2 separate regions of the Homo sapiens genome follow, and region 1 is linked to region 2. A link is an interaction called in ENCODE POLR2A ChIA-PET data of the cell type or tissue named here. Cell type or tissue: PC-9. All regions are shown on one strand.

Evidence for each region. Peaks named below come from ENCODE experiments on the same cell type or tissue, not always from the same donor. Only the 100,000 strongest peaks of a DNase experiment are listed, where the experiment ranks them.
Region 1: POLR2A ChIA-PET joins it to region 2 with 16 read pairs; 12 of 35 experiments call an interaction of 5 or more read pairs at or near these places.

What each region holds. Positions count from the first base shown.
Region 1 is chr19:38,689,795-38,694,794 of GRCh38, reverse strand. All of the region lies in intron 1 of ACTN4 (actinin alpha 4), which reads right to left. Among named protein-coding and RNA genes, the nearest start is that of ACTN4, 45 kb to the right of the region's middle. RefSeq lists enhancers at 456-515, 485-1,076. In PC-9, no CTCF peak of the experiment used is centred here; DNase peaks (open chromatin) are centred at 1,164 and 2,754; H3K4me3 peaks cover 1,474 bases; H3K27ac peaks cover 5,000 bases.
Region 2 is chr19:38,842,783-38,847,782 of GRCh38, reverse strand. HNRNPL (heterogeneous nuclear ribonucleoprotein L) reads left to right here. Exons shown (of 13, transcript NM_001533.3): 2 at 349-467; 3 at 1,693-1,930; 4 at 2,048-2,133; 5 at 3,679-3,775; 6 at 3,869-3,941. Among named protein-coding and RNA genes, the nearest start is that of HNRNPL, 4.7 kb to the left of the region's middle. RefSeq lists enhancers at 4,372-4,872, 4,955-5,000. In PC-9, no CTCF peak of the experiment used is centred here; no DNase peak of the experiment used is centred here; H3K4me3 peaks cover 246 bases.

The DNA.
Region 1 (5,000 bases), 150 kb after region 2:
ATTTACACATTAGCAACTCTTTAAAACCTCCAACCCCATGATCACATGCGATATATCTCCATTTGATGAGGAAACTGAGGCAGGGAGAGGTTCAGTGACTTGCTTAATGTCACACAGACACAGATGATACATACAAACACGGGGTGGGCATTCATTCCACGATGTCTGAGTAGAATGGGAGGTGCTGGCCAGTGAGGGAGAGACAGCAGAGTCAGGTCAAGAAGCCCCCAGCCAGGGCCGGGCGCAGTGGCTCGCACCTGTAATCCCAGCACTTTGGGAGGCCGAGGCGGGCGGATCACTTGAGGTCAGGAGTTCAAGACCAGCCTGGCCAACATGGTGAAACCTCGTCTCTACTAAAAATACAAAAATTACCTGGGCGTGGTGGCGGGCTCCTATAAACCCAGCTACTCGGGAAGCTGAGACAGGAGAATCGCTTGAACCTGGGAGGTAGAGGTTGCAGTGAGCCAAGATCGCGCCACTGCACTCCAGCCTGGGAGACAGAGTAAGACTCGGTTTCAAAAAAAAAAAAAGAAGGCCCCAGCCCACCCTTGGTCCCCAAGCTAGAGGTAAACTCAGAGAACAAGGCAGGCAGGCAGAGCAACGCCCCAGCAGATCACCCGCTTCGCAAAAGGTGGCCCCGCTCCTCCCAGCCTGTCCCTGGCCCTCCTGTGAAGGCAGCCTGCACCCAGCCCTTGACCTATCTAGGGAGGAAGGAAGGATGTGGACTCATCTGTCTTTGAGAACACATGTGAACCAAACCACAGAGAGGAGGCTTCAGAGCTTGCCCCTGCACACGGGCAGCCTATTAAAGAGGCTTCTCTGGTTGCTAAAATAGCACAGGGTGTGAGTGCGGGGAAGGGGGGTGGAAGAACAGAGAAAGGCAAGCTTGTCAGTTGAGTTGGGATCCACTGTCACCCCTCCGTGTGCCAAGGCCCATGGTGACCCAGCTAAGGCGGGCTTCAGGGGGCCCCAAGAGCAGTTTCTGCTTTGTCACTGTGGGCTGCAGGAGGGAGACGGAGACCTAGCATCTCTGGTCATAAAGTCCTTCCTGCGTCACAGGGACCCCTCCCAGCCGCCAGGATGTGGGGCGGTAGGTGAATGAATGATGGATATTGTTCAGGAGGTGACCTAAGCACCCAGGAATGTGGCAGCAGTGGGCTTTAATGAGCCATTCATCAATGATTCCCTCCCTCAACCCGAAGAGGCAAAGCCCTCTCTACTCTGGGGCGCTGATTAAGAAACAAACATTCGGCAGACACAGGGCAACCGAGTGGTTCCAGTGGGCAGAGCGATGGTGAGCTGGAGGGAAGAAAGGGCCTTGGTGGGATGCGGCTGACCCAGCTGAACAAACTCGCCTTCTCTTTTCTTCCTGCCTTCCTGTTACAAAACATGTTCTCAGAACTGAAGGGGGTGGAGGGAAATGGCTGTTGGAAGCTGGAATTCCACTAAGCCCAGAATAAAGGGAGTCTCTTGCAAAGTCGCTTTGGGCCTAGAAATAGGCTCGAGCGATCCCTCAGGAGGGGTGAGCATGCCGGCTCTGCACTGTGTAGCACATGATCCAGACTGGATCGCAGGCTTCACTCTCCCCACCCACCAGGCTGATGCTCACATGTGGATTCCACGGACCCCACGCTTGACAAGATTTTAGAAAAAAACGTTTGCTGCCTCATGCCGCAACCCTCTTCTGCCGTGTACACTGCCCACCCGCCTAGCAGGATATCACCCAGGAGGACCAGCCTGCATGCATTTTGCCCAGGCTCAGGGTTGACTGCAACTGGCCACAGCCAGCCCCAACCCCAGGTACCCGGAGGCCAGACGGAGCTCCCTAGCACCCTGGGAGTTTTCAAACCTTGGCTCTGAAATACCGTGTAGGGTTTGTCGCTCCGCTGGGGCATCAGTTGCTTTGAGGGGGAGGGCGCCGTCCCACCTCCTGAACTTCCACCTTGCCTGCTGTGGCCTCTGACGCTGCCCATGGTTCCTGCTTCCATGGGTCCTAGGGAAGGGTGTCCAGGGCTTGGACACAGGGGAGGTACAGCTATTTATTCCTGGGTAGGCTTATCACCTGGGTAGGCCTTCTTATCACCCATCTGGCAGGCTATTGCCAGACCTCAGGCAAGGCCTAGCCCCACTGGGGCATCTTTTCAGTTCCTGAAAGCAGAAACGGCTCCCCAGCCCATGGGCTTCATCACCAACTATAAAGGCGCTTTCAGGGCCAGACGGCTAAGCCTTCTGGAATCTGGGTTACCAGCGGCACAGGCAGAGATGCTCGCCCTGGCAAGGGGGCCCGTGGAGCCTCTGGCCTGTGAGACTGCACACCTGAGCACTTTTTGAAGATCCACTGCCACCAGATTCTGAAGGAGATAAAAGCCAGGAAGCAGGTTGAAAGAACAGAAAACGAGCAGGTCACAATAACACAGCCACAAATTAGATGGGTGCAGCAACGTGGGACGCAGACAGCCCTACTGCCCAGGCAATCAGGGCTAGCACTGCGGCAGTTCAGCGACACACGGGGCAGCCTGTCCAGGACCCAACCCCAGCCAGGGGCAAAGCAAGTGCACTGTGTGTGCCTGTTACATGACGACATAACCTAATTTGAAAGCAATTACAGTGAAATATGGAATGCGTCTTATGTCCTGGCCTGAAGTTGCCTTATTCGGAGTTTTCTCAGCCTGCATGAAAAAGCTCTGACTTCGCAGTTGGAGAAGAGGTATAAATACTGCTGAGTGGGGTAGCGAGCATTCCAAAGGTCCTGCGTGTCCACCCAGAAACCAGCTCTTTGCACCCGGCCCCCTCCCTGCAGCCAGTGTTCCAGTCTTGGACAATCCCCTTTGAGGTGCCAGAAAGCGTGCGTGTTGCTGCTGCAAAGGACGGATTTTGTTTGTTTGTTTGTTTTGAGACAGAGTCTCGCTGTGTCGCCAGGTTGGAGTGCGGTGGCATGATCTCGGCTCACTGCAGCCTCCACCTCCCGGGTTCAAGTGATTCTCCTGCCTCAGCCTCCCGAGTAGCTGGCATTACAGGCACCCACCATCACACCCGGCTAATTTTTATATTTTCAGTAGAGACGGGTTTCTGCCATGTTGGCCAGGCTGGTCTCGAACTCCTGATCTCAGGTAATCCACCCGCCTCAGCCTCCCAAAGTGCTGGGATTACAGGCGTGAGCCACCGCGCCAGGCCAAAGGATGGATTTTGGAGTGCTGTCTCCTCCTCATGAGAAATACTGGTCTAAGACTTTCGTCTAGCTCTTTATAGAGCTGGTTTTGTCTCATCACTCAGGACTTGCCTCAAATGTCAGCAACCCAGGAGGCCTTCCTGGACTCTGTCATCTCCCCTAGGCTATCACTCCACTCTGCGTTGTTGGGTTTTTTTTTTTGTTTTTTTTGTTTTTTTTTTTTTGAGACGGAGTTTCACTTTTGTTGCCCAGGCTGGAGTGCAATGGCATGATCTCAGCTCAACGCAACTTCTGCCTCCTGAGTTCAAGCTATTCTCTGGCCTCAGCCTCCCGAGTAGCTGGGATTACAGGCCTGGCTAATTTTTTATTTTTAGTAGAGACGGAGTTTCTCCATGTTGGTCAGGCTAGTCTCGAACTCCCAACCTCAGGTGATCCGCCCACCTCGGCCTCCCAAAGTGCTGGAATTACAGGCGTGAGCCAACACACCCGGCCTCACACTGCATTGTTTTACTCACTGCACTTTTCATCATCAAAAACTATGTTCTTTGTTCATAACCAGTCTCCCTCCCAAGTGCAGCATAAGCTCCCCAGAGGAGGGTTCTGTTTGCTGTGGGAACCCACTGCCTGGACTGGTACCTTTCACATAGCAGGTACTCAACAAATCTAGGAGTGAGTGGAATCAGGTTGCGGCATCTCGCATCCAGCTTTTCTTTCTCTCCCTCTCTTTCATGTACTCTTTAAATATGTACATAATTTGGAGAATCAATTTTTAAAAATTGAAATGTAATTCACATAACATACCAAAAAATTCACCCTTTTACATAAAATTCAGGGAGTTTTAGTATATTCACAAGATCGTGCAACAATCACCACTAATTCCAGAACAAGGCTAGGCAAGGTGGCTCACGCCTGTAATCCCAGCACTTTGGGAGGCCAAGGCGGGCAGATCACGAGGTCAGGAGTTCAAGACCAGCCTGGCTGTTACCGGTGGGTCTTTGTTCTTAGAGCTCCCAAGTTGGTAGTGGCTGCTCCCAAGATGGCAGCAAGCCTTTTGTTCTCTGACCTAACATTCTTGGCCTCACGGATTCCAAGGAATTGAACCTTGGGCCATGCAGTGAGTGTTATAGCTCTATTAGAAGCCGTGGGTCATGGAAGAGAACCATGGAACCCAGCGACTAGTGTTTAGCTCGATTAGGACAAACTCGAGCACTGAGCCGCACAGGAACAATGGCGAGCCTCTAGCCCGAATGAGCAGCAATGGGCGCCTCGCTGGATCAGAAATGCAGCAGACACCCTGCTGGATCCGGAGGGGTGGAAGTCAACAGTGGGTCTGTGATGGCGGTGAACAGCAGTGAAGGATGGTGAGCGAAAGCTCAGCTCAAGCCAAAACAAACGTGGACCAGAAGAGTGTGCAGTTGCAAGATTTAATAGAGTGAAAACAGAGCTTCCATACAGTGGGAGGGGAACCAAAGGGGGTGGCCCACTCCCGCCTCAAATGCCTGGGGTTTATATCCCAATCATTGTCCCTCCTCCTGTGCTCTCAGATGATAGATGATTTGACTATTTCTTTACCTCCTGCTTTTAACCTAATTGGTATTTTAATGAGCCCTCTTTACTGCCTGATTGGTCAGGTGTGAGCTGAGTTACAAGCCCGGTGTTTAAAGGTGGGTGCGATCACCTTCCCCAGCTAGGCTTAGCAATTCTTAGTCGGCCTAGGAAATCCAGCTAGTCCTGTCTCTCATGGCCAACATGGTGAAACCTCGTCTCTAACTAATAATACAAAAAGTAGCCGGGCATGGTGGCGCACGCCTGTAGTTCCAGCTACTCAGGA
Region 2 (5,000 bases):
CTACTCTTTTCCCATGTTTCCTTGGTCGAGTGGACCAGTGGGAAGAGAGGGGGGTCCCTGGAAGAACGTAAGATTTGGGACTTGTGTGGCCCTCCCTCCGTTATACCTTCCTCAGAAGCTACAGCAAGAGCCAGTGGGCAAGTGATCACCCACTCAGGACCACTGTTCTGCTGACCCAGAATCCTTCTGGGCTGATTGGCTTCAATTGCTGCCCCTAGTCTTTCCTGTGCATCCTTCACGGATGACCTCCAACTGTTTTATCTGACTGGGTCTACAACAGTACAGAGGCCAGTGGGGCGTCATCTTGTACAGCAAGAAAATAATTCTTGTTTTTGCTTCCTTTCTCAGGAGAACTACGATGACCCGCACAAAACCCCTGCCTCCCCAGTTGTCCACATCAGGGGCCTGATTGACGGTGTGGTGGAAGCAGACCTTGTGGAGGCCTTGCAGGAGTTTGGACCCATCAGGTACTGGGCTCAGAGGCCAGGTGTTGGGCTTCCAAAGTTGACTCCTGGGTGTCCTTGTGTGTCCACGATTTCTGGTTGGAAATAGTGATTTTGTTGCCATCCTGGTCTAGATTCTGTGGCCGCTCTGCTTTTGGGTTGGCCATTGTACTTTGTGTCAGATTACAGCAAGTTCCATGACCCTTTTTCCTTCCTTCGTTTTTCCTCTGCCTTGTAGTTTCTAGTCAGTGTTCTCTTTTTCAGACAGAGCAAGGTCTCGCTTTGTGGCCCAGGCTGGAGTGTAGTGGTGCAGTCTCACCCAGGCTCAGGCAGTCCTTCTGCCTCGGCCTGCTGAGTAGCTGGGACTATAGGCATGCGCCACCATGCCCGGCTAATTTTTACATATATATATTTTTTGTTTGTTTGTTTGTTTTGAGACAGTCTCTTGCTCTGTCGCCCAGGCTGGAGTGCAGTGACAATCTCAGCTCACTGCAAGCTTTGTCTCGTGGGTTCACGCCATTCTCCTGCCTCAGCCTCCCGAGTAGCTGGGACCACAGGCGCTGGCCACCCCACCCGGCTAATTTTTTGTATTTTTAGTAGAGATGGGGTTTCGCTGTGTTAGCCAGGATGGTCTCAATCTCCTGACCTCGTGATCTGCCCGCCTCGGCCTCCCAAAGTGCTAGGATTACAGGCGTGAGCCACTGCGCCCGGCCTAATTTTTATATTGTTCTGTAGAGGTGAGGTTTTGCCATGTTGGCCAGGCTGGTCTCAAACTCCTAGGCCCAAGCAGTCTGCCCACCTAGCCCTCCCAAGTTTTAGGGTTACAGGCATGAGCTACTACTGCTCCTGGCCAGTGTTCTTTCATTCAGCAAGTAGTTACTGAATATTTGGTGCATGCTATATACTGCAAATACAGTAGTGAGCTGTATCTGGATGCTTCTCTTAGAAAGTTGCCCTCCTAGAGTGATTTGCACTGTCATAGTGTAAGCTCAAGAAGCCGTCTGTGGGTGGCATCTGACAGTCTGGTGAGGAGAGGTCAGGAAGGCTTCCCAGAGGGACATGATGGCTCAGCTAGACCTCTTTGGCTTTTGGTACTACTTGTGGCACAGGGTGTTCAGGTCGGGGAACCATGATAGGGTTGCAGAGGAGTTCAGAGGCCATGGAGGAGTCAGTTCTCAAAAAATCAAATGATACCCTCCTCCTGTCTACATTTTCCTGAGAGGATTGAAACCTGTGTTCTCTCTGCCAGCTATGTGGTGGTAATGCCTAAAAAGAGACAAGCACTGGTGGAGTTTGAAGATGTGTTGGGGGCTTGCAACGCAGTGAACTACGCAGCCGACAACCAAATATACATTGCTGGTCACCCAGCTTTTGTCAACTACTCTACCAGCCAGAAGATCTCCCGCCCTGGGGACTCGGATGACTCCCGGAGCGTGAACAGTGTGCTTCTCTTTACCATCCTGAACCCCATTTATTCGATCACCACGGTACGTGCCAGCAGGCATTTCTTGTGAGGTCTCCCTTCCTTTTCTCCCCTTATTCCCTCCCCCAAGCCAGACTGATCTGCCAGTGCCCCTTCATCTTGCCTGTGTTTGCTTTTGCAGGATGTTCTTTACACTATCTGTAATCCTTGTGGCCCTGTCCAGAGAATTGTCATTTTCAGGAAGAATGGAGTTCAGGCGATGGTGGAATATCCTTTGCTGGAAAACAGGTGTTCCTTAGGGTAGGGACTCTTGCAGGGCTTGACAGTGGCCATTCTTTGAGCCAGCATGTGTCTGCTGACCACGGGAGTGGCTGCCATGTGCCAGATGCCTTCACAGAGCCCAGTGACTGAGTAGGGAGGCAGTTAAAGGACCAGGCATATCGTGTGGACGTGCAGATCTTAGGGGAGAGAGCAGTGTGTTGGGAGATACAAAGGAATTTATTTTTCTTTTTGTTTTCTTTCTGTTATTTACTTATTTATTTATTGAGATGGAGTTTAGCCCTTGTTGCCTGGGCTGGAGTGCAGTGGTGCGATCTCAGCTCACTGCAACCTCTGCCTCCTGGGTTCAAGCAATTCTCCTGCCTCAGCCTTCCTAGTAGGATTATAGGCGCCTGCTAATTTTTTTTATTTTTAGTAGAGATCTGGTTTCGAACTCCTGACCTCAGGCAATCCACTTGCCTCAGCCTCCCAGATTACAGGTGTGAGCCACCGCGCCTGGCTAGGAATTTATTTTTAAAGATGTTTATTCTAAGTTCAAATATGAGTGACAAAGATTTGGGGAACATAGTCTCAAGAGGTCCTGAGAAAATGTGCCCCTGGGAAAAGGAATTTATTTAAAAGGGGATATGGGGCCGGGCACAGTGGCTCATGCCTGCAATCCCAGCACTTTCGGAGGCCGAGGTGGACAGATACCTGAGGTCAGGAGTTCGAGACCAGCCTAGCCAACGTGGTGAAACCCTGTCGCTAATAATACAAAAAATAGCCAGGCATGGTGGTGAACGCCTGTAATCCCAGCTACTCTGGAGGCTGAGGCAGGAGAATCGCTTGAGCCTGGGAGGCGGAGATTGCAGTGAGCCGAGACTGTGCCACTGTATTCCATCCTGGGCAACACAGCGAGACTCCATATCCAAAAAAAAAAAAAAAAGGTGGGGCATGTGTGAAGGTTGCTGAGGAGGTGATGTCCTATGAGCAAATAGGAGCTTATACTCAAGGTGGAGGAAACAGCCTCTGCAAAGGTTGTAAAGTCAGAAGGAGCTTGTGTTGGATGGAGAAATTGAAAGACCTGAGGATTGCAAAGTGGCTGGCAAGCAGACGGGTTTGGAATAGACATTGGAAGAAGCTTTTAGGGCATCCTAGACAGCGTTGCGATGCTTGGGGCAGGGGCAGGAAAAAGCCACTGATGGACTTTCAGGGCAGAGCTGTAATCGAGTTGATGTTTCAGATTTAGTCGAAGGGTGTGAGAGGGCTGAGACGGAGAAAGTGGTGTGGCAGAAGAGGTTGCTGGTGGCCATGGGTCGGGGTGCAGATTATGAGAGAACTCTGGCCAGTGACTGCTCACCCGGGGCAGCGTTGAGTCCATCAACACCGTTTTGGTCTCTTAACCTGAGGCTAGTGGCTGGGCAGTGAGCTAATCCCAAAGCTTCCGTCTGTACCACAGTCTTGGGGTGCTACCTTGTCCTTATCACACTCTGGGGTAACTTGAAGCCCTTCTCAAAGATCTCCTGTGATGGGACTTTCCTTAACTTGACTCACATTTGACTCAGTTCAAAGTGCCCAGCGGGCCAAGGCCTCTCTCAATGGGGCTGATATCTATTCTGGCTGTTGCACTCTGAAGATCGAATACGCAAAGGTACATCTGGGAGGTGACTGACTGCCCCTTGTCAGCTTCCAGGTGAGCTGGGGCATGGCTGACCTCAAGTCTTGTCTTGTCCTGTCCTTGCAGCCTACACGCTTGAATGTGTTCAAGAATGATCAGGATACTTGGGACTACACAAACCCCAATCTCAGTGGACAAGGTAATCTTGACGACCACTTTGTTCTAAACATACCCGCCTTGCTTTCACTCGACTAGTGCACTTAATAGGCCTGGGCTCAGGGTTATGTAATGCCATTGGGCCCCCCATGGACATGGGAGGGCCTTGGGGTCAGCACTTGGACACCCTAGTGGGATGGGGGAGTGAGAGGCCTCCATGGGTCTTCACTGCTGCTTGGGGCCCTCCGATGCTGCTCAGGATACAGAGGCAAGGCAGAAGCCTGGATGGGCGGGGAGCAGGGCCTCACTGAGGATGAGGCGTGGGGGCGGCCTTAGAAACCAGCAGTGGCTCCTTTGAGAGTCTGGTGAGGGTCACTCACTCCATTCTTGCTGGACCAGGAATTGTCCTCTTGTTCTGCGCTGTTGAGAGGGTCTGATTTGGGGGAGTGACAGTGTTGGGGGGCGATGAGGTCTCCTGGGCTCTTGCAGTGAGCCTTGTGAGCAAGCTGACCCTGTGGAGGTGAGACACTCTGGATTGGACCAGGGCGGACATGCCTCACATCATTTGTAGAGGGGACGCAACATCTCTGCAGGTGGCCCAAATGGACAACTCCCTTCCTAGTGTCTGTCAAGAATGGTTTGCCTTTGGTAGCAGGGAGAGGTGGAGGATTGCCTATGAGAAACAGCGGCAGCCCCCCAACAAGACCATCCATCTCGGTGTCTGTCTTGGTCTGATACGTCGGACCAGGCCATGGGCTGAGGGAGGAGGCTCGATGCTGACATCGCACAGGCCCTGAGAGGCCAGAGCCCCCCATTCCTAGGCAGGCCTGTCTTGCTCGCCCTTGCATCTGGGAAGCAGTGGGCAGGGTGGGCTAGACTCTTCCCCAGGATCCTCACAGTGGGCCCTGTGGGCCTGGCTGCTCCCTCCAAAGGTCAGAGGCAAATTGGTGACCAAGTGAATGTACCAGAGCGGGCAATGGCATTACATGACTGCTAACAGAAACATGGCAACAACCATTTCTTCTCCAAGGAACATAAATAGAAGATGTGCAGACCGGCAGGGGCTAGTGGCAGGGGGCTGGCTGTGCATTGGTTTTGATGC